Regions from separate parts of the Homo sapiens genome. Here regions 1, 2, 3 and 5 are each linked to region 4. The links are chromatin loops, found by intact Hi-C in ENCODE. Cell type or tissue: PC-3. All regions are shown on one strand. Region 1 overlaps PCDH15 (protocadherin related 15). Region 2 overlaps PCDH15 (protocadherin related 15). Region 3 overlaps PCDH15 (protocadherin related 15). Region 4 holds the start of PCDH15 (protocadherin related 15). Region 5 has its middle 140 kb from the start of PCDH15.

Region 1 (5,000 bases), 390 kb before region 4:
TTGCTGTTGTTTCTTTTTTTGCGACAGAGTCTCGCTCTGTAGCCAGGGTGGAGGGCAGTGGCGTGACCCCGGCTCACTGCAATCTCCGCTTCCCTGGTTCAAGGGATTCTCCTGCCTCAGCCTCCTGAGTAGCTGGGATTAAAGGCATGAGCCACCACGCCTGGCCATTACATTGTTTATGTACAAGCTAGATGATAAGGACCAGGCAACACTTGTGCTATCATATTGCATGTGTGCAAGGCTACACAGCCTGTTGATGCACACAGGAGAGACTAAGAAAGGCAGACCTGGCCATGGCCTACCTACTTGCTTACTGAACTTTGTATTCCACGAAAGAAGGGAGCATGAACATATGTTTAGCAGGAAACTTAAAGTCTAGCAAATTTCCTGGCCCATAGTATTGTATTCTAGTTGTTTGTTAAATAAATGAATGGTCTGTATACAATATAGCATCTCTCTCTCTCTCAACGAATAGCAAAATTTTTTAATAGACAAGTAACGAAGGGCCTTCCAATTTAATGATAATAATACATGGTTGGCTATCTATTACAGCTCTTTGTGATTGTTGGTTTGTGAATCTGAAGGCACTATTTCTCAAAGTGAAGTCCAGGAACCACTTGATCAAAGGTCATCTGAGTTGCTGTTTAAAATTTCAGATTCCTGGGGTCACTTCCTGCATCTCCACCTCTGACAACAATATTCAGGAAACTATATAATCAACAGTCTACCAAGGTGATTTTATGTACACTACTATTTCAAAACCTTAGTGCTAGCTCATTCTCTAGGTGAACAAATGAAACAAGTATAAATATGATAAAAAGTAAGAGATCTATTGATCATATTTCTACATGAAGAGATTTTCTATTTCAGAAATTGAAGTAATCAGCTTTTTAAAAAAGCCTTTTTGGGAATCAATGTAAGTTTCATAATTCAGCCAGCTGACCAATAAATATTAAAAAATGTTTAACTTTCTTATATTTCATCATTTAAAAAAATGAGAAATTATTCCATAGTCTATGTCTGTCTGTATACATTATTCAGCTCCCACTTATAAGTGAGAACATGCGGTATTAGACTTTCTGTTTCTGAGTTATTTCACATACGATAATGGCCTACAATTGCAATAATAGACATTGGAGACTTAGAAGAATGGGAGGGTGGGAGGAGGGTACTGGATGAGAGACTGCTTAATGGGTACAATGTACACTATTTGGGTGATGATTACACTGGACATTTGGTAATCATCACCCAAATCATTACCCAAATAGTGTACGTTGTACCCATAAAGCAATCTCTCAGCCTCTCACTACTACACAATATATACATATGACAAAACAACACTTGTACCCCTTAAATTTACACAAATAAAACACTACAAAAGAAAATTGAAGAATGATCCTATTTATAATAGTGACATGAACTAATTTGAAACCATGTACTCATAGGAGATATAAGAAGAAACAATAACATGTCCTAGAAGGCCAAAAACTGAAGACTTGAATCAAATGAAAGACATATCATTATCTTGAATGAGAAGATTGAATATTACAAACGTGTTCATTTACTCGAATCTACAAACTTAACATTAATCTACAAAATTAACATAATTCCAATCAAACATTTTTGGAGGGTTTTGGACCTGGCATGTTTACATGACGGAATAAATGTGAATAATCACCAGGTAACTCTATAAAAAGAAAGTTATTAAGACAGAGTTCTCCTATAATGAATGACAAACATAATATTGGGCTACAGAACAGAAGTAGGTATACAAATATGGAAGAATATATTACATTTATTTTGAAATTAAATTTTTGATAAAGTTAGAATTTTCAGTCAGTGAATACTTGATACTTTATTTAAAACACAGTTGTCAACTTTTTACTATACGTCAGGCTATATGAAAATATTAACTGATTTAAGTCTCTTTACAATCTTACAAAGACTTACAAGTTAAAAATTTTAAATTTATAATTTTAGATACATGCCATTATCAGCATTATATAACACATGAGAAAACGAAGCCCAGAGAGTTTATGTCACTTGCTGAAAGCAACAGCAATAGTAAGTAGTAGAGCCAGGTTGTCTGAATGTTCTTTAATACCATGATATAAGATTTAGGCTGGCACTTGAAGAAAAAGAATTAAAATCATACTAGAGTTCTTATTTTAAAAGCAGATTAAAAATAGAATTTTATTTCATTTAAATGAACAACATAAAACCAGGAACGTATTAGAAAAAAAATTGGTAAGTATTTGCATCAATTGATGTGGTAAAACGTGAAATGTGATATCAAGTTACATAAAGGAAAAATATTCAACCAGAAATACCATTTCACATAGAAATGTTTAAAATGTTTCATATTTCACATAGAAATATTTAAAATCTATACCTCTAAAGTATTTATGAAAAAATTCAAAATATGATAAGAAAGTACATTGTGGTATATGTTTAAATTGTGGTAATATGTTTGTTTTTTTCCTATTGTCACAGCTTAATTATTGATAAGGTCTTTATCCACAAAAGGGGTTCAAACTGTGCAATACATTTTTGTCACACTAATTACAAAGGTTAGTATTACTATGAAACAAAAGTTTCAAGATCAATTAAAAAATATGGATGTTCCAAGAAAAATTGAAGAAATTTTTAAAAATAGTCAATAGTTTAAAAAAATCAGACAGAGAAGGAGGTAATAAAAAGAGAGAAGTACTAAAGTAAGTAACAAGAGAAGAAAAAAAGGTAGAAAGAAGAAAATAAATATTCCATGTTGTCAAGAAGGCAGGAGATTCTCAAATTTTAGCAATGGGATTATTTGAAAGTAATTTAGAAAATAGTTAAGTATTTATGCAAAATTATTTTAAATAATATTCACAGATGTGATATATGTGAAAAGAAAATAGTTGAACATAATCAAAAAAATTCAAAGATTATAAAATGTATTATTACAATCTATATACCACATATTATATTGGCCACTAGGGATGATATAAAGGTAAATTTAGTGTGACAGACAAACAATGAAAATATTAGAAATGGTAGAAAGGTGACTTTATTGACATAAACAAAAATGACAAAATGAGAAATAAAATGGGAAATGTTGTATGATCTCGATTGGGTAAAAGACAATTTATCTACATGTGATTTTCCCATACAAATCATTTGATCCAAATGGTATTTCCAATGACAACTGAAAATATAAAGTGAATTTAAGGAGGTGAATAGGTATAATATTTTTTAAAAAATCGACTTTTTTATTTTTTAAAGACAGGTTCTCACTTGGATGCCCAGGCTGGAGTGCAGTAGTGTGATCACAGCTCACTACAGCATTGACCTCCCTGGCGCAGGTGATTCTCCCACCTCAGCCTCCAGAGTAGCTGGGACTACAGGCACATGCCACCATGCCAAGCTAAATATATATATACACATAAAATTTTTAAAATTTTTACTTTAAGTTCTGGGATACATGTGCAAAACGTGCAGGTTTGTTACAGAAGTATACGTGTGCCATGGTGGTTTGCTGCACCTATTGACCCGTCCTTTAAGTTGCCTCTCCTAGCTCCCCACCCCCCAAAAGGCCCTGATGTGTGTTGTTCCCATCCCTGTGTCCACGTGTTCTCATTGTTCAACCCCCACTTATGAGTGAGAACATGCAGTGTTTGGTTTTCTGTTCCTGTGTTAGTTTGTTGGGCATGATATCTTCGAGCTTCATCCATGTCCCTGCAAAGGACATGATCTCATTCTTTTTTATGGCTGTGTAGTATTCCTTGGTGTATATGTACCACATTTTCATTAGCCAGTCTATCACTGATAGACATTTGGGTTTGTTCCATGACTTTGCTATTGTAAATAGTGCTGCAATAAACATACATGTGCATTTGTCTTTATAGTAGAATGATTTATATTCCTTTGGGTATATACCTAGTAATGATATTGTTGGGTCAAATGGTATTTCTGGTTCTAGATCCTTGATGAATCACCATACTGTCTTCCACAATGGCTGAACTAATTTACATTCCTAGCAGCAGTGTAAAAGTGTGCCTATTTCTCTACAGTCTCACAGGCACCTATTGTTTCTGACTTTTTAATAGTCGCTATTCTGACTGGCATGAGATGGTATCTCACTGTGGTCTTGATTTGCACTTCTCTAATGATCCCTGATGTTGAGCATTTTTTCATGTTTGTTGGCCATGTAGATGTCATCTTTTGAGAAGTGTCTGTTCATATCCTTTGCCCACTTTTTGATGGGGTTGTTTTTTTCTTGTAAATTTGTTTAAGCTCCTTGTGACTTCTGCATGTTAAGCCTTTGGCAGATGGGAGACTGCAAAAATTTTCTCCCATTAATATGTTTTTGTAGAGATGGGGTTTCACCATGTTTCCCAGGCTGGTCTGGAATTCCTGGGCTCAAGTGATCCACGCACCTTAGTCTCCCAAGGTGCTGGGATTACAGATGTGAGCTACCTCATCCAGCAACCAAAATTTTTTAGTGTTATTCGCCAATGCTGCTATTAAAGAATTACATTTCAGTTTACACTTACGTCGATCTACTTTAGGAATTTGTATACTGATTTGCATTTATCCAAATTGGAATTTTTTTTAAATACTGGGACTTTTCTCTCACAGAAGAGGTCTGAGATCTTAGTCTAGCATAAATGACGAAATGGGGAGTGATAGAATAGAAAACCAAGAGAAAAGAAGTTATTTAAGAGATTAAAAGAAATAATTATCTGACCCTTTCACATAGTCTTGGGTGCTGAATTGCAAATTCTGCTGTTTCTGCTGTGACAGAATAATAATAATTTTCTTTTCAATGATATAGAGATATTTAACAATGTTTACTATTTCATAGCACTAGCAAAACAGGAAAAAATGCTTGATGTAATAAAATTATTTCACCCGATTATTAATCAAATATAGAATGGGAGAATGTATATTAACATTATTTGTCTTTTGAAATAATATTATCACAAATATTAACAAACTTTGGATAGCTTTTTGATATC
Region 2 (5,000 bases), 670 kb before region 4:
TAGGTTTTATTCCCTTTCTTTTAATTATTTCATGAAAATCCTCCAAATTTCCATATTACTAATATCTCTACCTTCATATAATTTTGTTTCAATATTAAATGATCAATTAAAGCAAACTTTCTCTAAGTACCTGGAGAAAAGCAACAGAATAAATATTAGAGTAGAGACACAAAGTAGTACTTGGTAATGCCAAGAAAATTTCAGCAGCTATCAGTAATCAGTAGGATATAACAGAAATAGCCCTGTTTTAGAAGTGATGAAAACTCAATCAACTGATTTTAAGCAGCAGTTACTTTCTATGGGGTTAGCTTTCCACATCTCAAAAATAAGATTGATGTGTTATTTTTGCATCATTTTCAATACAAACATTCTATGAAATCTTCACTTTTATATCATCCGAATTTAAGTGACAGGGTGTTAATATTCGAATGGGATTTAAGCGAGATGTAGCTGTGCCTTATGTCACGTCAGCTGATGGTAAAGATTGATGCTGGGATTTTCCTGGGTTAGTCATGTTAAAATCTCCCCTAGGCTTTAAGGCCAGCTTCATGAATTCTCATATCAGCAACTTCTGCAATTACCACATAACACCAGAAGATAAACTCTGTTCTCTGAACATTCATATAGAAAATAGTACGTCATCTTATGATTCTTATGATTGGCATAGCAAAGTGAAAATATATCAACACCGTATTTAGCCCAACTTGAAGCTGCATATTCAGTCAAAGATAGAGCTTTTCCTGGCCAAAGATACTTTGGTCAGAAATATATAAACAGTGAACACCAAGCTATCATCTTGCAAGTAACACATATGCTCATGAATCTCTAGCTACAAATAAAAATATCAGCTAAAACTACCCCCTTCTTCTAAAGGAATAAAAACCACAGCAATTACAAGATTTGCCTATGGCCATAAAATGAAGTGGGGTTTGTCTCAGAATTAGAATGCCTACCATCAGCCTTTGAGTACAAAGTTAATTCCCCTACACAAGACTGCATCAAAAATAAATCCAGCTGGACAAAAGGCATACAAGACAGAAAATAATAGTCAGCTGCAGACTCTTTGGATCCAAAGTATAAAATATTCAAGTATGTGTTTCCAATCCCTTCATTCTCTCCTGTAATGATTGCAGCTAATCCCTGCCTGCCAAACGTTAGTTCTTCAATTGTGGCGATCAATAGAATAGATTAGCTGTGGAAACCCTCCATCCATATTACCCTTGCTTTCCTTTCCAGATGGAATTTTCATTCACTAGAGTGGAGGCAAGCATGTGAGGTTTCTCCCTCCATACACAAATATAAACTCATTAAATGCCAAGCTTGTCACTTTAGAATTTATACACACACACACACACACACACCAAGGAACATACCTGTAGATTTAATAAAACAGCACCAACCCTCATGGCTTCACTAATTTCAAGGCTATACATCAGCTGTGGGAAGCGAGGAGGGCTTTGATTATTTGGTGGAAGCACTTCAATATACACAGTGCAGATGGAGTTCCTGCAGAGAAAGAGAGGAAAAGAAGATGGTTACGAATCTGCATCACATTTAATGTTAGACTGCATTGTTTATTCAGTTGTTGGGTTTACAGGAGAAAAAATTTCCAAATTTTATGAAAAATAATACAATCAAAATGAAAGGATAGAAAAAACTACCACCAAAGTATAATGGTTTTATGAAATTATCTTAGTAAAAGTAATTGACTCCAGTATCTGTTTTTCCTACTTAGATTAATAGTATGAATTAAAATGGAATAGCTATACAAATAAAGCTAATAAATTAACTTGCCTTGACTTCTGACTTTGTTTTTAATGCTTCTCTAATAGCAAAATCATTCTATAAACATCTGGTAATAAAAGCTGTCCTTGGGGCTTTTTTGCTGTTAAACCAGCAGAGGGAGTATTGATTACAATAACTCACAAAACAAATTATGGGCTGCGTTTTATCAGTTCTGTTGCTGACATCAATGGCTTAATGTAAGTGCATGTGAGGAGTCAGGATCATAAAGAATCCTACGTAAAATAGTTGCAAACAAAACTAAATACGTTTTAAAATCTTCTCTAAAAAGCAATATATGATAAGCTAGGAATTAGATTTAATAAAGCCCTTATAATGACAGGAGCTTTTCTTGAAGGACAAGATACCTTATCATTACAAGGAAAAAAAATTAGCATTGACATAGTCAACTTCTTTGATATCTCTGAACTTTGAATTTGTTTTATAAAACAAAAACTGAAGAAGCATGTTAGTCAAGGTTTGTAAGGTGGAAACATTAGCTGAAATATATCAATGAGATCTGAAAATACATAAGGTTAGCCCTCTATCGTGAAAAAACATATATATGTATACATACACACACACACACACACATATATACACATATATACACACACATATACACACACACATACATATAACATTTTGTACAAACATACCACCACTGCCTAAGATGTATGCTTTGAATTTAACAAAGTCATGATTTAGTTCAAAACACATTTGTTATAATTTCTATTTGGGGATGAGAATCTTTATTTATTTATTTATTTATTTATTTGAGACGGAGAGTTGCTCTCCAGCCCAGGCTGGAGTGCAGTGGCATGATCTTTGCTCATTGCAACCCCCACCTCCCGGGTTCAAGTGATTCTCCTGCCTCAGCCTCCCAAGTAGCTGGGATTACAGGCCTGTGTCAAAATATCTGGCTAATTTTTGTATTTTCAGTGGAGATGGGTTGTGCCATGTTGGCCAGGCTGGTCTCGAACTCCTGACCTCAGGTGATCCACCCTCCTCAACCTCCCAAAGTGCTGGGATAACAGGTATGAGCACCACACCTGGCCTAGAATCTCCTTAAAGTAGTCCCAAACTCTTTATAAGATGCTTCAATTAAAAGACATGGTCACCAAAAATATTTGTCTGAGTTTATTAACTACAACATTCTACTTTTCAAAACCTTTTGAAAGAAATTCAGGCTGGGCACGGTGGCTCACACCTGTAATCCCAGCACTTTGGGAGGCCGAGGCAGGTGGATCATGCGGTCAGGAGATCGAGACCATCCTGGCTAACATGGTGAAAGCCGGTCTCTACTAAAAATACAAAAAATTAGCTTGGCGTGGTTGCGGGCGCCTGGGGTCCCAGCTACTTGGGAGGCTGAGGCAGGAGAATGGTGTGAACCCAGGAGGCCGAGCTTGCAGTGAGCCAAGATTGCGCCACTGCACTCCAGCCTGGGCAACAGAGCAAGACTCCGTCTCAAAAAAAGAAAAAAAAAAAAAAGAAATTCAGATCATAGGCACTAAAATTTCGTTTTATAGCTTGTCACTTTATAATATACCTAAATTCAAGTTGTTTCTGAGCATATCATCAGTAGATAGATACCAATAGAATAGTAAGCATAAAAGCTACAGTGACTTTTAAAAATTTCATGGTTGGGTGCGGTGGCTCATGCCTGTAATCTTAGCACTTTTGGAGGCCAAGGTGAGCGATCACAAGGTCAGGAGTTCAAGACCAGCATGACCAACATGGAGAAACCCCATCTCGACTAAAAAACACAAAAATTAGCCAGGCATGGTGGCCTGTAATCCCAGCTACTCAGGAGTCTGAGGCAGAAGGGAGAATTGCTTGAACCCGGGAGACGGAGGTTGTAGTGACCCGAGATCGTGCCATTGCACTCCAGCCTGGGTGACAGGGCGAGACTCTGTCTCAAAAAAAAAAAAAAATTTCATGCTTACATTTATCATGATATTGTTCTAAAGTAATCTCACTTTAAATTAAAATATTTTAAACTTTCATAGTTAAAATATCTGTATTCATTTCTGCCTCTGATTTTATCTATTTAGTATCAAAATTTGCCAATACAGTTAATCAGATTATATTTCTTAAATGGGTTCAAACTGATGATGAAATGTTGCTTATATACTTATAATTATTAATGTAAACATGAAACAATGGGAAGTTACAAAATGTATTGTATACTGCAAAGATTCCCACTTCCGTGTTGTGAGAACAAAAGAATCGTCATTCTGAGGTAGACCTAACATCCTTCCAGGTGGTGATCTGACTCCAGAAGCAGCCCCAAGATGTAAAACATTTTCCCTGATATTACCCTTGAAGATCTTGGCTTCTTTTAGGGTCTGTTGTTGATCAAGTTTTTAAAACATTTTATGAATCTCCTTCTTTTCTCTGATAGCACATTCTCTATGCATAACAAGTCCTACAACGTTATTGGTAATAAAAGTAGGTGAGTGATGTTGAACACAGAATTTGTAACCAGATATTCCTGAGTTAGAATTTTGACGCTGCCCTCAATGATCTAGAGCAAATTATTTCTTTCAGCTTCATTATTTCCACATAATAAGTGGGAATAATAATAACATCTAAGGTCAGCATAAAGATGAAATAAGTTTATATATTTGTATATGTAAGTACATGTATACATATATATGAAACATACTTTTATAACTTATTTTAATAAATTACTCAAAATAAGGCTTAAGGTTTCTTATTCCACTCTATGAATAGTGCAAACGATCTTGCATTTTCCTTAGCTACATCCTTTATAATACTGTAGATATTTTAATTGAATCCTTTCACTTGGCTAAATTCCTACAAAGGCTTGATACTCCTTCACCCCTCCTGAGCATGGGGTATGTTGGTGTTAGAATTTGAGCATGTTGTATCATAATCTTTAGGGTAGGATACAAGAATCTACAATTTTCACAAATTTCCAAAGTTCTACTTATAGAAACTAGACTTTGAAGACCACTGCTTCAGAATCTCATGAAAAGTACAATATGTAGACTCACCTGTTTTTTTTAAATTACCTCAGGAGAAAAACTCTACAAAGTCACTTAACGTCTTCAATAACCCTGGATCCAAGAGACTTCCTCACTGTTTAACATTTTTTTTTTTTTGACCTGGAACATATCTGTACTGCAGATTCGAAGCTTTCTTTCAAAAGCTAGGCCCTTTCTGCTTCGATATTCTTTAGATCTTCAGTTTAC
Region 3 (5,000 bases), 800 kb before region 4:
TTACTAGATTGACTCCCAGTCTTCATATCACACAACTTATTTACCACTGTCAGCCTTCCATCCTCTCAATTCCATTACTCTCATTTCAGACTGGCACCTCAGAGGAAACTGCCAGAGTTCTCATACAATATTAATGTGTGGATATCAACTGAAGGCCGTTCCACTGGAATAAAGTCTTTCACCCTCAAAAACATGCCTTTTGGAGACTGAAGTGACCCTGGAATTTTTTTCTAACTTCTAATGGTAAGAGGTAAAATTTTAACATTTGAAAATAAGAACAAGTTTCTTTAAAAGCTACATTCTGTGAAGCAGGCGTAAAAGATTTTTTTTAAATGCTCTTTATATGTTTTTATAGCAATGTAAATTATTTTATATACTTAGCATAATACTGACTAGAACATTTCAGATACAAACTGTGAAATATCCTTTGTTGCCATTTTACATGATAAAAGGAGATTTTCTCTGCAGCGCACTAAAATAATGACACTTAAGATTAGATATATTTATACACAGAAAACAATGTTAATTTACTGAATTTTTTTCAGAGCAACTTATATGTATCTTATTTTTCCAATTTGGCGCTATATATGCATTGTTATTCATGCATTGTCAAGTTCATTAAATAAATAGTTATCAGGTATTTCCCACTTTCATCAGATATTTAGCACTTCAGTGCGAGGCACTGAAGATACTGTTGTGACTCAAGAAAAAGATGTCCCTGTCTTTGTGTCACTTAACTGCCATTAGGCTAGTAAAAATACTAATCTGCAGAAAGGCTAGTAACTTTGACTAAATTAATCTACTTATCAGGGCCAAAATAATAAATCAAGTCCCCTGAAAGGAAGACCATATTTTTCTGAATCATTTTATCTTTTAGAGATAATTGTATATAATCTTTTGTCAATAAATAATGCTTATTCATATGGCAGATTTATTTATTTATAATATTTTAATAATCCTTACCCTACCGTGTTTTGGGTAGTGTGGGTCAAACATATTTGAACTGAAACCTAAATTTGTTAATTATCTGCTCTTCTCCTCCAAGTCCCCTTTTTCTCACTTGCTAGTAAAAACAAAATTTAAAAAATTCTACATATTCTTTGATATTTGCTTAGACACAACAATTTTCCTGTACAGTATTAAGCTGGAAACACATAAATTAACAGATCTCAAACTTCTCTTTTTGCAAAGAAGTCAGAATAATTATTTCTTACTATCAAACAATGCTTCCTTTTATATTCGCCATAGAGTTGAGTTCTGAGTAGTCAATATGAATAAACCTGCATATTCTAATAGGAGAACTTGAACTGTACACAAAACTGAAAAATAAAAAATATCATTTCTTCTGTTTTGAAATACAGTATTCACCATCTCTTCTATGAAAAATATTTTTACAATAAATTATGGACTTTAGAATCTGAACAAGTAAATGAACCGAGAAGTTTTAGTTCTCTATAATGAGGACTGTGAAGGGTATTGATCTTGAGGCTCCATGCAGGGAGTAAATATATAAAACATTAGCATTCACACATTTTCGTGCCCTTTCCAAGAGTGCCAATTAACTTAATAAGTGGATGTGGTAACTAAGGGTGTGGAAATCCTTTAGCACCCCTAAATTGTAACTTCTGAAGGTTCGAAAGGAAGGAGCCCAACACTGCAATGTTTCCATGCATGAGTTTCCAATGAGCTCATTATGTTCTTAAAAATTTTATTCTTTATTTTATTCTCAGGGGAAATTTAAAACCTTAATGTCACAAGGTACTTTTTGGAAAATTTGATTCTTCAGAAACAAAAAAAATGTATATACTTTTCCAATTATGTCAACACAGCTGTTCACAGTGTTGAATATGATGAACTTTTTATTTGCTTGGGAAGTATTCATTGGATTCACCTTCTAACTTGAATGTACAGTGATTCACAAACTGATTAGACACACACCTAAGACTGTAAATGACTGAAGCCTATGAAAAGATTGGTTCTCTTCCCCCTTTATTTTCTATTGACAGGATGAAGAATAAATTAATGTAGTTATTGTAGTAGTATTTCTTTTTATGGCACGTTGTACATACTTTGGGGTTATAATCTTTCATTGTGGTTACAAAAGCAGCTAGTTGCATATAGTTTTTCCACAATGCATTATTTCAAGAGGAGAAATGTATTGAAATGCAATTCCAACAAGCATAATCAATAGTTCACTGTATTTATGCTCAGGGACATCTGAACAAAAATGTATATAAATCGGCTTCTGTGCAAATGTTCTCTTGTGCAGTAAATTAAGGACTCGCTCAGCACTCCAAAACCATGCTCTTTTCTCTTGCCCATTATTCCACTAGAGGGTAGTATTAGCAAAAAGAAATATTTCCTCCTCTGTAGTTAAGAATTGTATCACTAAAACCCATAATATTTGTTTCTTTTGGTAAAAATTTTTATTGGTCTCAACAAAAAATAGTTTTAATGCTTCAAAAGAGTATTCTGAATGTTATGATTTACAACTTGAAAAACCTTATGGTTTTTTTCTTAAGGAAAACTTTAAAAAATGGTTATACTCATAAAGCCTGCAATTTGTTTCCATGTGTCAAGCAAATAAAATTATACCTGAAGGTGTAGGTAGCTAACAGGAGAAAACTATGTTTTATTTATTTATTTGCTACATTAGAGTCTGTAATAATCACAGAAACCTTTTCTCCTTTAGCAGACTACCAAGAAGATGTAAGGAATCTTTTTAATGATCATGCTAGGAAGATAAGAACTTGCTGGTAAGTTTGTAAATGTAATGACAAGTTGAAGTTCTACACACACAAAAAAAATAAAAATAAAGAGAAAAAGATGATAAAATTTTTGATTTTCTGGAATCACAGGCAAAAACCTATAGAACAGTTTTTATTTAGAAGATAAGTAGAAAGTTCTAACTAGTTGGAACTTGATCATCTTTTTAAAAATAACGTGTAGGCTGGGCACGGTGGCTCGCATCTGTAATTCCAACACTTTGGGAGGCTGAGGTGGGCGGATCACCCAAGGTCAGGAGTTCGAGACCAGCCTGGCCAACATGGCGAAACTGTGTCTCTACTAAAAATACAACAATAAGCCTGGCATGGTGGCGGGCACCTGTAATCCCAGCTACTCGAGAGGCTGAGGAAGGGAGAATTCCTTGAACCCAGGAGGCGGATGTTGCAGTGAGCCGAGATCGCGCCATTGCACTCCAGCCTGGGTGACAGAGTGATACTCAGTCTCAAAAAAAAAAAAAAAAAAAAAGATATGTATATAGCAAATGCCAGTCCTTACCATACTAAAGCTAATTCAGGCTCTATGAGGAGACACAGACAGTATAAGCCAATGGGCGGAATGACTTTAGTTGTTTCTGTCTTATGGTCTAGCATTAGCATTATCCTTGTTGAGCTATATGGCTGCTCTATAATGCCTTGAGGTTTATGGAGCCGATACCTACTTTTACGTGGGTGTATGGTTGATTGTTTGCCTCTTACCAGTTCTGTTTTCCACTACTAGACACTTTCTATTTGCTGTCCAAGTTGCTGTTTCTCATATTTCTCATATTATTAGCATTCTGCTGGGTTTTTTTCTCTCTCAATTTCTGTATTGTCTCCTTGTCTTTACTGACTTATTTCCCTTCTTTTATGCTTCTGCATAAAAAGTCATAAAAGGCTACATCTGCAGCTAAAGAAAATATTTGATATTTTTACTGCCAGGCTAGGCATATTCACCACAAGCTGATTTAAGAGGCCATGGGCCATAAGTGAACATTGGTGGTAGCCTGGCAGTACTCCCCAAGGGTCTTTGATAGTGGCACAGGGTAAGGCTCCTCTGCTTGTGGAGAAGGACTGTTTCTCATAGGTTGAGTGCCTGCTCAGCCACAGTACACAAGAACACAAGGTAGAATTCTAAGGTTTTGACTTCCAGACGGTAACTTTGAACCTGTTCAGGGCCTGGGAGATTTTTGCCACCCTGAAGGGAAAGACACAGGTCTGGCTGGCTTTGCCACCTGCTGATTATAGAGACCCATGGCCTTGAACAAACTTAAGTGGTAGCCAGGGTGGTTACAGCAGGTCTTGGACAAGACCCAGTGCTGTGCTGGGTTTAGGTCTGACCCACTGCAGTCCCAGCAGTGGGGTCCACAGGGGTGCTTGTGTCACCCCAACCCCAGCTCCAGGTGGCTCCAAACAGAGACACTCTGTCTGGGAGAGAGCAAGGGAAAAGAACAGGAGTTTCTGCCTGGTAATTAAGGGAATTCTTCTGGATCTTATCCAAGACCATTAAGGTAGTAAGAGTCTGCCAAGAACCACAGTGTTACTGGGCTTGTGGTGCCTCCTAAAGCAGATACAGCTTTAGCAACACCTACATCCTTTCAAATACCTGAAAAGCTTTCCAAATAACAAATACGAAGAAGTCCAGACTGTGAAGAATACAATAAATACCCAACGCTTAAATGCCCAGACACAGACAAACATCCACAAGCATCAATATCATCCAGGAAAACATGAAGTCACCAAATGAACTAAACAAGCCACCAGAAACCAATCCTGGGGAAACAGAGAGAGTGATCTTTCAGACAGAGAATTCAAAATAGTTGTTTTGAGAAAACTCAAAAAATTCAAGATAACACAGAGAAGAAATTTAGAATTCTATCAGATACATTTAACAAAGAGATTGAAATAATTTTAAAAATCAAGAAGAAATTCTGGAGTTGAAAAATGCAACTGACACCCTGAAGAATGCATCAGTTTTTTAATAGCAGAATTGACCAAGCAGAAGAAAGAATTAGTGAGCTTGAAGACAGCCCATTTCAAAATACACAGTCAGAGGAGGCAAGAGAAAAAAAAGAACAAAATCAATGAAACATGACTACAAGATCTAGAAAATGGCCTCAAAAGGGCAAATGTAAGTGTTATTGGCATTAAAGAGGAGACAGACAAAGAGATAAGGGTAGAAAGTTTATTAAAAGGAATAATAATGAAGAACTTCCCAAACCCAGAAAAGGATATCAA
Region 4 (5,000 bases):
TTCAAACATAAGCTATGAACCAAATACTGGAGAATTTTTGCAAGTGGCATAAAAACAATTTATGTCTGCCTATCTGCTGTGAAAGTTGTATAATAAAAAGATACAACACATACCATGCAAAATTTAAATGTGAACAAATTAAGAGCAAAGTTGTAATGGACATTTATTTTTCACTGGGTTTTTTTAAAGCATAATTATTAGTGTTTTTTAAAACTATAGTTCAGATACTTATCAAATATTATCAGTGGGTATACCATATTTTTAAACATTTCCTAGAAAATGAAATGTTTTATTTAAATCTTTTTGTGAATAATATTCAAAACTTCATGCCATAATTTTCCAGAGAAGTTGCTGACACTTAGGTAGCACAAACTCTGACCTGTTCAGGTCACTTAATGATTATGTTTAAGGGTAATTTGGGGGGCAAAGTTGTAGGGATTCACATTTCCTGCTCAGCACATAATTGCAACAGCTGAGGGGTTAGGAGGTCGCCACTCAGTGGAATTGGGCACCCATTAAATGGCACTTTTATTTCATAGGAGAATGAGTCCACAGTCAAGGGGATCAAGTTGCTGAAACTTGAAGACACACATGTACAGATACATTCACTCATTCACACTTAGCCACAACTTAAGCAAACTAAAGAAACTAATAGTAAAACCAATTTTCTGTGAAAAGAAAACAAAAAAACAGTTCACATGAGCATATACAACAAAGCTTCATACCTGCTGTGCAAACCACAGCAAGCATTTTGCGCTCAAAATATGCCTCTTTTACAGATTATTTGTTTCTCTAATGTTAAGCAACATAATAACTTAAGTATTTGGTTACTAGATTTGACAATTGGCTCTTTTGTGAAAGCAAATGAGTATGACTTGGAGTTAACCTTACAGGAGGCCATCATATTATACTCTAGTTAACAATGGCTTTCTGCATACGTGCTACAAGTCCATCAAATCGATGGCCATCTGTGTGTACTAGAGACACAGAGTATCAACACACTGAACCTGAAACTTGTTATTCAGGGCCCACCCACTCTATAGCTACCAAAGTATATTTTTTAAAGTAAAGGCCACATCACAAAGTGGGAAAGCTGTTAATACTATCTAGCATTAATTCTGTATTAGAAGGATACAGTTGACCTAGATTCAAATTCTAAATGGTTAATGCTTCCAGATACGCACAAAGGAAGTAAATATTCTAATAAACTAAAACATCCACAGTAAAAATATCAGTATACTCACAAAAGACAAAAAATACTGTTCATTGTGAGGCAGAATTAGCTACTTTAACTCAACTGCCAACTATAACCTCCAGCAACAACCACTCATAAAACAAATCATCAATATTTGCACACAGAAAAACAAAAAGTCAATTCTGATGCCATTTTTCTGTATTTTTTCAGGTTGGAGGAAGTAGAAGAAGTGGTTGAGGACTAAAAATTCTTTTAAATAACAAACCAGAGTTATAATTCAAAAGCTTGTGTCTTTGTAAAGATTACATTGTCATCTAAACAAAATTACAATACCAGACAGTAATCAGGAAGAATGAAAGGACAGGCAGTTGTGTTCACTCTTCCAGCAAATAATCACTTGCAATCATTACTACTCTATTCTTTCAACAAGCATGACAGAAAGTAGCATCATGACAGAGATCATTGTACTGAAAGAACATCTTAACTTTCTCTGTGGTTCACTGCTGCCTTAAATTTGAAAAAAATAAGAGAAGGGCGGGGGAAGAACTTACTTGCGGTTTAAAGTTTCATCTTTAGTCCATGTAAGATTATGCAGCAAGTTTTCTTGCCAAGGCTGCCTCTTGCACATCCCTTTAAAAAGAACCAGTGCTCATAATCTAGTTCCAAGACGATTCATTCACATGTTCCACCTCTTGTTTCTGTGAGGCATTGATATCCACTCTCATATCATCAAGAAAATGTTACTAGGAAAATTTTTAGAAAAGCAAAACAGTTCAACATGTTAACTCAGAAAGCATACCATCATTCTCCACGTTCTGAGATGTATGCCACCTGCCTTAGTTACCACAAGCAACTAACACTAAGCTGCTAGCAGGAATCTGTCTGCCCTCTATCTGTCGCTATTAGCTCAGCACGTTGATTTCACTGGCACTGAAGCAACAGCAATTAGCTATCTTGCTTCTCGCAGCACATACAGGAGACAGCTGAGTGCGCTAAACCACGCACTGACTGGTGAGCGCTTTGCACCAATTAGTAGCAGGTGCTACAGCCCAAAAGACAAATTGATGTCCACTGATCATCGGTACTGGCTGCTTTATTGTACTGTGTTCGTCAGCCTGTCTGATGATTCTCTGTTCTGTTTTGTGTGTTTGTTTTTACTGTTTTACTTTATCTAAGAAGTTTAGCAGCTTACATTCAATAACAATGTCGTTGACAAGATAAAATAATCTCTTAAGCTTCTTTTATCATTCTCTCTGTCTCTCCCTCTCTCTCTCATTAAATCTACCCTCTTATATGAAGCCCTCCACATCTTTGGGGCATAAAAACAAAACAAAACAAAACAAAAAAACAATTTCACAACTTCACACATTCTGTAGGAGCCAAAAGTACTCTTTAGATTTTTACAAACACGTGTGACTGGTAGTATATAAGGTTATCACGAAGAAATATACTATACAAAACATTATAGCATATTTCTTAAACATTGTAATATATGAAATCTCCAAAACAAAGTTTTACAGATGGACAGGTAAACTAGTAAAATACAATTATGTCATATAAATCAGAGAAACATTTCTTAAGGAATCTATCTTGCATAGTACATATTTCAATTCCATATTAAATTTCACCCATGTGTTCACCTGAGCATATGAGAAGGAAGGATCTAGAAACAAGCAATTTAGGAACATATTTTAGTAGTGATTGTGACAGAGCAGATAGGCTGAGGCTGGTTGAAAATGACAGGTGAAGACTATCACAGACAAAAGCCCCAGAACACATGTTTTCTTAATGAACCATGTGGATTATTTACTAGGATGATACATTAACTCTAAGAAGAAAAAGAAAACCATGCCTCCAGAAATGTTGCCGTATTTATGCACAAGCATTTGCAGAAAATAACATCTCATTTAAAACAAAATGGACTTATCTTGCAGGCTCAGTTTTCCAGAGGGAGGGAAAAATCTTTAAGAATATGGAAATAATCTGAGGCAAGCCAAATGTGTTATACATTTTAAACATTAACACGTGTAGAAGTAAATCAGATAATTATAGATGAACCCCTTGAGCCTCAAGTGGAACCCATTTGTTTTTATTTTATGTACCACTGAAACAAACTAAATTACTTGCTTCCTTAAAACCACAGATCAGTGGGAGTCAATGAGGACTTGTAATAAGTGAATACATTATACACTTGTTAGAACTGATATTTTTAGATTTTAAAATTGATGTGTTAATAAAGATAACTTTATTGATACATGTTTAAATAATGAGCATATTTTGTGTGAGAAGTTTTTCTGTTCATTTCACTAAATGTCTCACCTGTGGAGCAATCCATATATTGATATTTGTTGAATAGAGCAGCTGGTATTTTAAGATTGTTTCAGTAACCATAAGAATTATTAAGTGTAGTTATTTTTCTAATGACAATTCAGCCTCATTCGTGGTAATGTTCAATGATAACTCTGATGACACATCAGAAATATAGCTAGAAAACAGAAAATTTTATCCCTTCCTCATCTTCTCAGAGCAATTCAATTATTACTAATTGAACACTTGTCAATGACAACAGCTGATTTTCATTTTCAAAAGTAAATTACAATATCTAGTTTTCAGAACAACATATTTAATGAAATGTGAAAATGCAATATTTACTTCGGGATGAATAAAGGTTAAGTTTTAACCAGTTTGAAAACACAGTAAGCAAAATGGAGTCACTGTAATATTTACTACTAGAGATGATATTTTCTTTGAAAAAAGTGTTGCATAATATTCTGTCACCTCCCCTGCATTGTAAAGTCCACTTGAATCCTACTCTGAATATGACATTTAACTTCCTTTTTTCTCTTAAAATATATCGTGAACATTCACTTCTATAAACACATATAGGTTTAAATTATCATCTATGTTTCATTGCATGTATATGTATATTTTCTTTAACAAAATACCTATTTTTTGACAGATAGTTTCTAATTTTAATATATTTGTAGAATCCTGGTTTAAGACGCTTAACTTTCTGAACTTGCATTTTACCACCCTTAATCAAGGTCTTGAGTTAAGGTGGCTGGGGAGGAGTGGGATAAAGTGCCATGTAACCAAATGACAAAAGCTTGTGAGCCTTTGTGCTCTGGCTTAGGGGTGGGTCTGAGGAAGAGGCACCGTTTTTTTTCTTTCCACAAAGGCAACACCATGCTATCCACTATTCATTTGTCTAAAGATGCTTTCTCTAAAATTCACAGAGGTGCATGTGGACTAGACACACTGCTCATACAGAGTGGTCTGTTACATGAGAGAGGAAATGTAAACTGTCTACCACAAAGTCTGATACACAGGAGTTGCTCTTTAAATCATAGCTGTCAATCATAGATACATGAAATTAGGTTTAGTTTACTTTACGACGGAAAGAGATTGTATTAGGTGCTTTAGAAAGATTTTGAACATTGAAAACATTAACATTTAAAACATTTAAACATTGATGATTAGAATTTTATTAAAAAATTTTAAAAGTCACATAATACAGTTTAAAAATGAATCATTAAATCTATCAACTATAGAAAAATGGATATATAAATTTCATTACATAATTTTAAGGATAGTTATATAGCTCTTGAAGTACTAATTATGAAACATATTAAAAAGTGGTAATAAACAAAATAAGCTGTCAAAAAAATTTTCTTTTTTTTTTTTGAGATGGAGTCTTGCTCTTTCGCCCAGGCGGGAGTGCAGCGGCGCTGTCTGGGCTCACTGCAAGCTCCGCCTCCTGGGTTCACGCCATTCTCCTGCCTCAGCCTCCGGAGTAGCTGGGACT
Region 5 (5,000 bases), 140 kb after region 4:
ACTTTCACTTATTTTGTTAAATTTATTCTTTAGTATTTTGTTTTTTGGGGTGTTATTGTAAATGTAATTAATCACTTGGTTTAATTTTTGGTTTGTGAATCACTAATGCATAGTAATACAATTGAATTGTGGATGTCGATCTTAGACTCTGCAACCTCGATGGTCTTAATTATCACTTTTAGTAATAATCACCACTAAATTACTACTACAGAAAATAATTTAATTAGGAAATGAATTCCTTAGAATTTTCCATCTGCAAAATTATGTCATCTTCAAATAGAGATACTTAAAAATTTCTTATTCCAAGACTTTATTTTTTCCTTGCCAAACTACCTTGTCTAGAACTTTGAGTACAATGTCAAATGGGAATGGTAAGAGAAAACGTCCTTGTCTCATTCCTTATCTTAGGGGAAAACATTTAGTCTTTCACCTTTAAGTAAGAGGATTCTCTTAGTTTTCCATTGTTGTCCTTCTTCAGTATGAGAAAGTTCTCTCTATTCCTATTTGTTGAATATTTTTAATCATTAAAGAGTGTTAGATTTTGTCAAATGTTTTTTGCTTCATCTATTAAGATGGTCATGTGCTTTGTGTTCTTTATTCAGTTGTTAAACTATCATTAGATTTCTGAGATGAATCACACTTGATCGTAGTGTATAGTACTTTTTATATGTTGATGGATGTAGTCTGCTAGTATTAAGTGAAATTTTTTTGTCTATATTCATTAAAGATATTACTTTATAGTTTTACTTACTCGTAATATTTCGGTTTAGCATAGTGTATAGTACTTTTTATATGTTGATGGATGTAGTCTGCTAGTATTAAGTGAAATTTTTTTGTCTATATTCATTAAAGATATTACTTTATAGTTTTACTTACTCGTAATATTTCGGTTTAGCTTTCACATGCCAGCAATACATAGAATGGGTTGGGATGTAATATATTCTATTCTATTTTTAAAAAATTGTTGGGGAGAATTGGTATTAATTTTTTCTTAAATATTTGTCATAATTTATGAAGTAAGGCATCTGAGCCAGAAATTTATTTTGTGAGACATTTATACTTTTCTATTTTAATCTCTTTACTCATTATAGATTGTGGTAGACAGAATGATCATTCTGCAAAAATGTTCACCTCCTAATAACAGAAACTGTTGATATGTTAATTTATATGGCAAAAGACTCTGCAAATATAATTAATTTAAGAGCCTTGATAAAGGGAGATTATTCTAGATAATTTTGGTGATTGCAATCTAACCACACGGATCCTTAAAAGTGGAGAACTTTTCTCCGCTCTGATCTTAGAGAGATGTCATTCTGGAAGAAAGATATAGAAAAACGTAAAGTTTCTGGCTTTGAAAATGGAGAAAGGGGCCATAAGCAAAGGATTGTGGCTAGCATCTAGATTCTGGGAAGGTTACAGAAATGAATTTTAAACAAGACCTAACAAAATGAAAGTAAGCCCTGGTAATATCTTGATTTTATTCTTTTGAGAACTGTGACAGTTTTCTGACCTACAGAAATGTAAAACAATACATTTATGTTGATTTAAGTCACTGAATTTTTGGTATTTTTTTTGCAGCAGCAATATAAAATAAACACATAAGTCTTCTCAAATTTCCTGTTTCTTATTGAGTCAGTTTCAGTAGTTTGTGTCTTTCTAGGTAATTTTCTATTTTATCAAAAGTGATGTAGGCCGGGCGTGGTGGCTCACGCCCGTAATCCCAGTACTTTGGGAGGCTGAGGTGGGTGGATCACGAGGTCAGGAGATTGAGACCATCCTGGCTACCACGGTGAAACCTCGTCTCTACTAAAAAAAACAAAAAATTAGCCGGGCGTGGTGGCGGGCCCCTGTAGTCCCAGCTACTCGGGAGGCTGAGGCAGGAGAATGGCATGAACCCGGGAGGCGGAGCTTGTGGTGAGCCGAGACCTCGCCACTGCACTCCAGTCTGGGCAATAGAATGAGACTCCGTCTCAAAAAAAAAAAAAAAAAAAAAAAAAAAAATCAGTGATGTAATTTGTAGGCATTTGGTAGTTCGTAGTATTCATTTAAAATCTTTTTGCATTTCTGGATAGCCAGTCATAAAGTCCCTTCTTTTATTATTTCTGAGTCAGTAATTTGAGTGTTCTTCCTTTTTTAATCAGCAAAGGGAAGGTTTTGTAAAATAAAAATGTGTTGGTCACAGTTCTGGAAGCTGTGAAGTCCAAGATTAAGGCACCGACAAATATGACATCTGGTGAAGACTCACTTTATGATTCAGAAACAATGCCTTTTTGTTGTGTCCTCAGATGGTGCAAGGGGCAAAACAGGTTCCCTCCAGCCTGTTTTATAAGAGCACTAATCTAGTTCGTGAGATCAGAGACCTCATGACCTAATAACCTTCCAAACAACCCAGCTCTTAATACCTACCATCACCTTAGGGGTTAGGTTTCAACAAGTGAATTTGGAGGGACACATTCAGACTACAGCACACCTTTTGATTTTTTGGTTTTCTCTATTGTTATCTCTTCCATTAATTTCATCTATAATCATTATTTCCTACCATGTGTTGGCTTTAAGTTTAGTTTTTTCCTTTTTTAAAATGTATCAGTGTCTTTAGGTTTAAGTTAGGTTACAGATTTGTGATTATTATTTTTTAAAATATATATACTTACAGATATAAATTTCATTCTAAGCATGGGTTTCACTGTATCGTATAAGTTTTATTATATTGTGTTTCCATTTTATCTCAAAATATGATTGAATTTCCCTTGTAAATTCTCTTTGGTCCATTGATTGTTAAAGAGTGTGTTGTTTAATGTCCAAATATTTGTAAATTTTCTCAGTTTTGCTCTGTTGTTCGTTTTTTATTTAGTTCTATTTTGGTCAGAGAAACTTTGTGTGATTTCACATATTTTAAACTTATTGAGGCTAGTTTTATGGCCTACAATATGATCCTTGAATACGTACCATTTGCATTTGAAAAGAAAGTATATAGTGCTGTATTGGATAGGTTATTCTGTAGGTCTCTCTTAGATCTAGATCTAGATCTGGTTGGTTTATGCTGTTGTTCAAGTCTTCTATGTCTTTATTGATCTTTCTACTTGTTCCATCTACTGTTGAAAGTGGACACTGCAGCCTGCAGATATGGTTGCATTCTCTATCTCTTAATTTGTCCATTTTTTTCTTCATGTATTTTGGTGTCTTGCTGTTGGGTGAATATGTGTTTGTAACTCTTATATCTTTGTGATGGAGTGCCCCTCTTATCATTAGAAAGTTTTCATCTTTATCTGCGGTAATTAAAAAAAAACTTTTTATAGTCTATAGTTTATTACTAATATGGTTCCTCTAGCATTCTTGTGGTTGCTATCATTTCCATCCTCATATTTTCCACCTATTTGAATCTTTGAGTCTAAAGTGTGTCTCCTATAGACAATATAAAGTAGGATTTTAGAAAATTCTGTCTAGCAATGACTGCTTTTTGATTAGATTGTTTCATTTATTTACTTTTGATGTCATTGTTTATATAGTTAGATTTATGTCTTCCATTTTATTTTTGTGTTTTCTGTATGCTTTTTTGGGTCTTGTGTTCTTTTTCGCTTCTTTAATTTTCATTAAGTAAATACTTTTTGGTGCAATATTTCAATTACTTTAACAATATGTTTACTTTTTAAAATTTTCTTAATGTTCAATCTAGAGCTCAAAATATACATCTTATTTTAAACTACTTCACCTCCATAGTCAATTTAACTCCAGTGAGATACAGAAACATTACACTATATATCTCTATTCCCTTTCTACCCCTCTTTTTTGTGCTACAATTTTATACATATTACATTGTACAATGATTATTTTACTTCAAATCTGTTGAGATTCCCTAGAGAACATTTCGTTTCAACATCTGTACTTTTCAATTCCAAGATTTATTTTTGGTTTCTTACAATAATTTTTATCTCCTTATTGATGTTTTCTATTTTATGAGGCATTGCCATCTTACTGTACTGTATGTTGTTAAATATTTCTTTTAGTTCTTTGAACACATTTAGAATAGATACTTTGAAGATTTGTCTGCTAACCCAGCATCTGCCTGTTTTTGTCATTGTTTTGTTTTCATTGTTTTTAACATGTGCATGATCATACTTTATTACCTCTTTGTAGACCGTGTAATTTTTTGTTAAAACCTAGAGTTTTAAAAAATTATATATTTTAGCAAATCTGCATACTGATTCCCTGCTCTATACTGGAGATTATATTTGTTATGTTCTTGTTTATAGTTTTTACTAACTTGGTTTGACTACTTTATTGAAGTCTATTTCCCCCCCGTATTGTACAACAATCTAATATTGATCTTCAAATGATTCAGCCTTGGGAATGTGCATATTCTCTGGGCGATGCAGTAACTGCTTTAGTCAGACTCTCTTTGACTGTCTCTTTCAATGATTTCTCTGGTAAGCTATCTGACACTCCAAGTATCACACCCAGTTGTTACCCTCTACTAATTCCTATCTGATTGCACTATTATTTTTGACAATACTCTGGGGCTGGAATATCTCCCCAATATAGTCCAATCAGAATAGGACTGATTTTCAGGAATCAAAGGCCAACGTTTATGGCTTATTCTGACTGTGCTCTTCGGTCTACACTTTCCTAAACTTTTTCATTCTAAATAAATTCTGCTTCCTTGGGAAGATACATGATGCTCTCTGTTTTCACTCCCTTTTTCTCTTCTTGGGTCAAACCTCTGTGTTGTTCATTAGGAACCACAGATATGCTTTGCCATTCTGAGGGAGATGTGGGTTGTGGTGCCAATGCCACAGGTTTGCATTGCTTCTATCAGAATTTAGTAGATTTTATTTTATTTGAGGAATGTCCTTTGGAAAATATCCAGAGACTTTAAATTGTTTGCTTATTTGTAAATAATTTTCACGAGTTATTTTTTTTTCCTGGGGACCAGGTTCATAGCTCTTCACTATTCCAGAAATCAGTCCTCAAATAATTTTAATAACATGTTTTAAATATTCTTT

The links. A loop is a pair of places that touch in the nucleus more often than their neighbours do. Peaks named below come from ENCODE experiments on the same cell type or tissue, not always from the same donor. Only the 100,000 strongest peaks of a DNase experiment are listed, where the experiment ranks them.
Region 1: it touches region 4 in a loop (4-fold over the local background); 2 of 110 quality-filtered maps call a loop at or near these places.
Region 2: it touches region 4 in a loop (5-fold over the local background); 2 of 110 quality-filtered maps call a loop at or near these places.
Region 3: it touches region 4 in a loop (4-fold over the local background); 2 of 110 quality-filtered maps call a loop at or near these places.
Region 5: it touches region 4 in a loop (6-fold over the local background); 2 of 110 quality-filtered maps call a loop at or near these places.

Annotation. Positions count from the first base shown.
Region 1 is chr10:54,412,721-54,417,720 of GRCh38, forward strand. All of the region lies in intron 3 of PCDH15 (protocadherin related 15), which reads right to left. Among named protein-coding and RNA genes, the nearest start is that of MIR548F1, 190 kb to the right of the region's middle. In PC-3, a CTCF peak has its summit at 2,981; no DNase peak of the experiment used is centred here.
Region 2 is chr10:54,131,502-54,136,501 of GRCh38, forward strand. PCDH15 (protocadherin related 15) reads right to left here. Exons shown (of 38, transcript NM_001384140.1): 15 at 1,374-1,506. Among named protein-coding and RNA genes, the nearest start is that of MIR548F1, 470 kb to the right of the region's middle. In PC-3, CTCF peaks have their summits at 1,900 and 2,105; no DNase peak of the experiment used is centred here.
Region 3 is chr10:53,995,822-54,000,821 of GRCh38, forward strand. All of the region lies in intron 20 of PCDH15 (protocadherin related 15), which reads right to left. Among named protein-coding and RNA genes, the nearest start is that of MIR548F1, 610 kb to the right of the region's middle. In PC-3, CTCF peaks have their summits at 2,333 (motif pointing right) and 2,334 (motif pointing right); no DNase peak of the experiment used is centred here.
Region 4 is chr10:54,799,179-54,804,178 of GRCh38, forward strand. It overlaps PCDH15 (protocadherin related 15), which reads right to left and starts at 2,053. Exons shown (of 38, transcript NM_001384140.1): 1 at 1,747-2,053. In PC-3, a CTCF peak has its summit at 2,083; a DNase peak (open chromatin) is centred at 2,103; H3K4me3 peaks cover 482 bases.
Region 5 is chr10:54,937,523-54,942,522 of GRCh38, forward strand. It overlaps a transcript of PCDH15 not described here. Among named protein-coding and RNA genes, the nearest start is that of PCDH15, 140 kb to the left of the region's middle. In PC-3, a CTCF peak has its summit at 3,085 (motif pointing left); no DNase peak of the experiment used is centred here.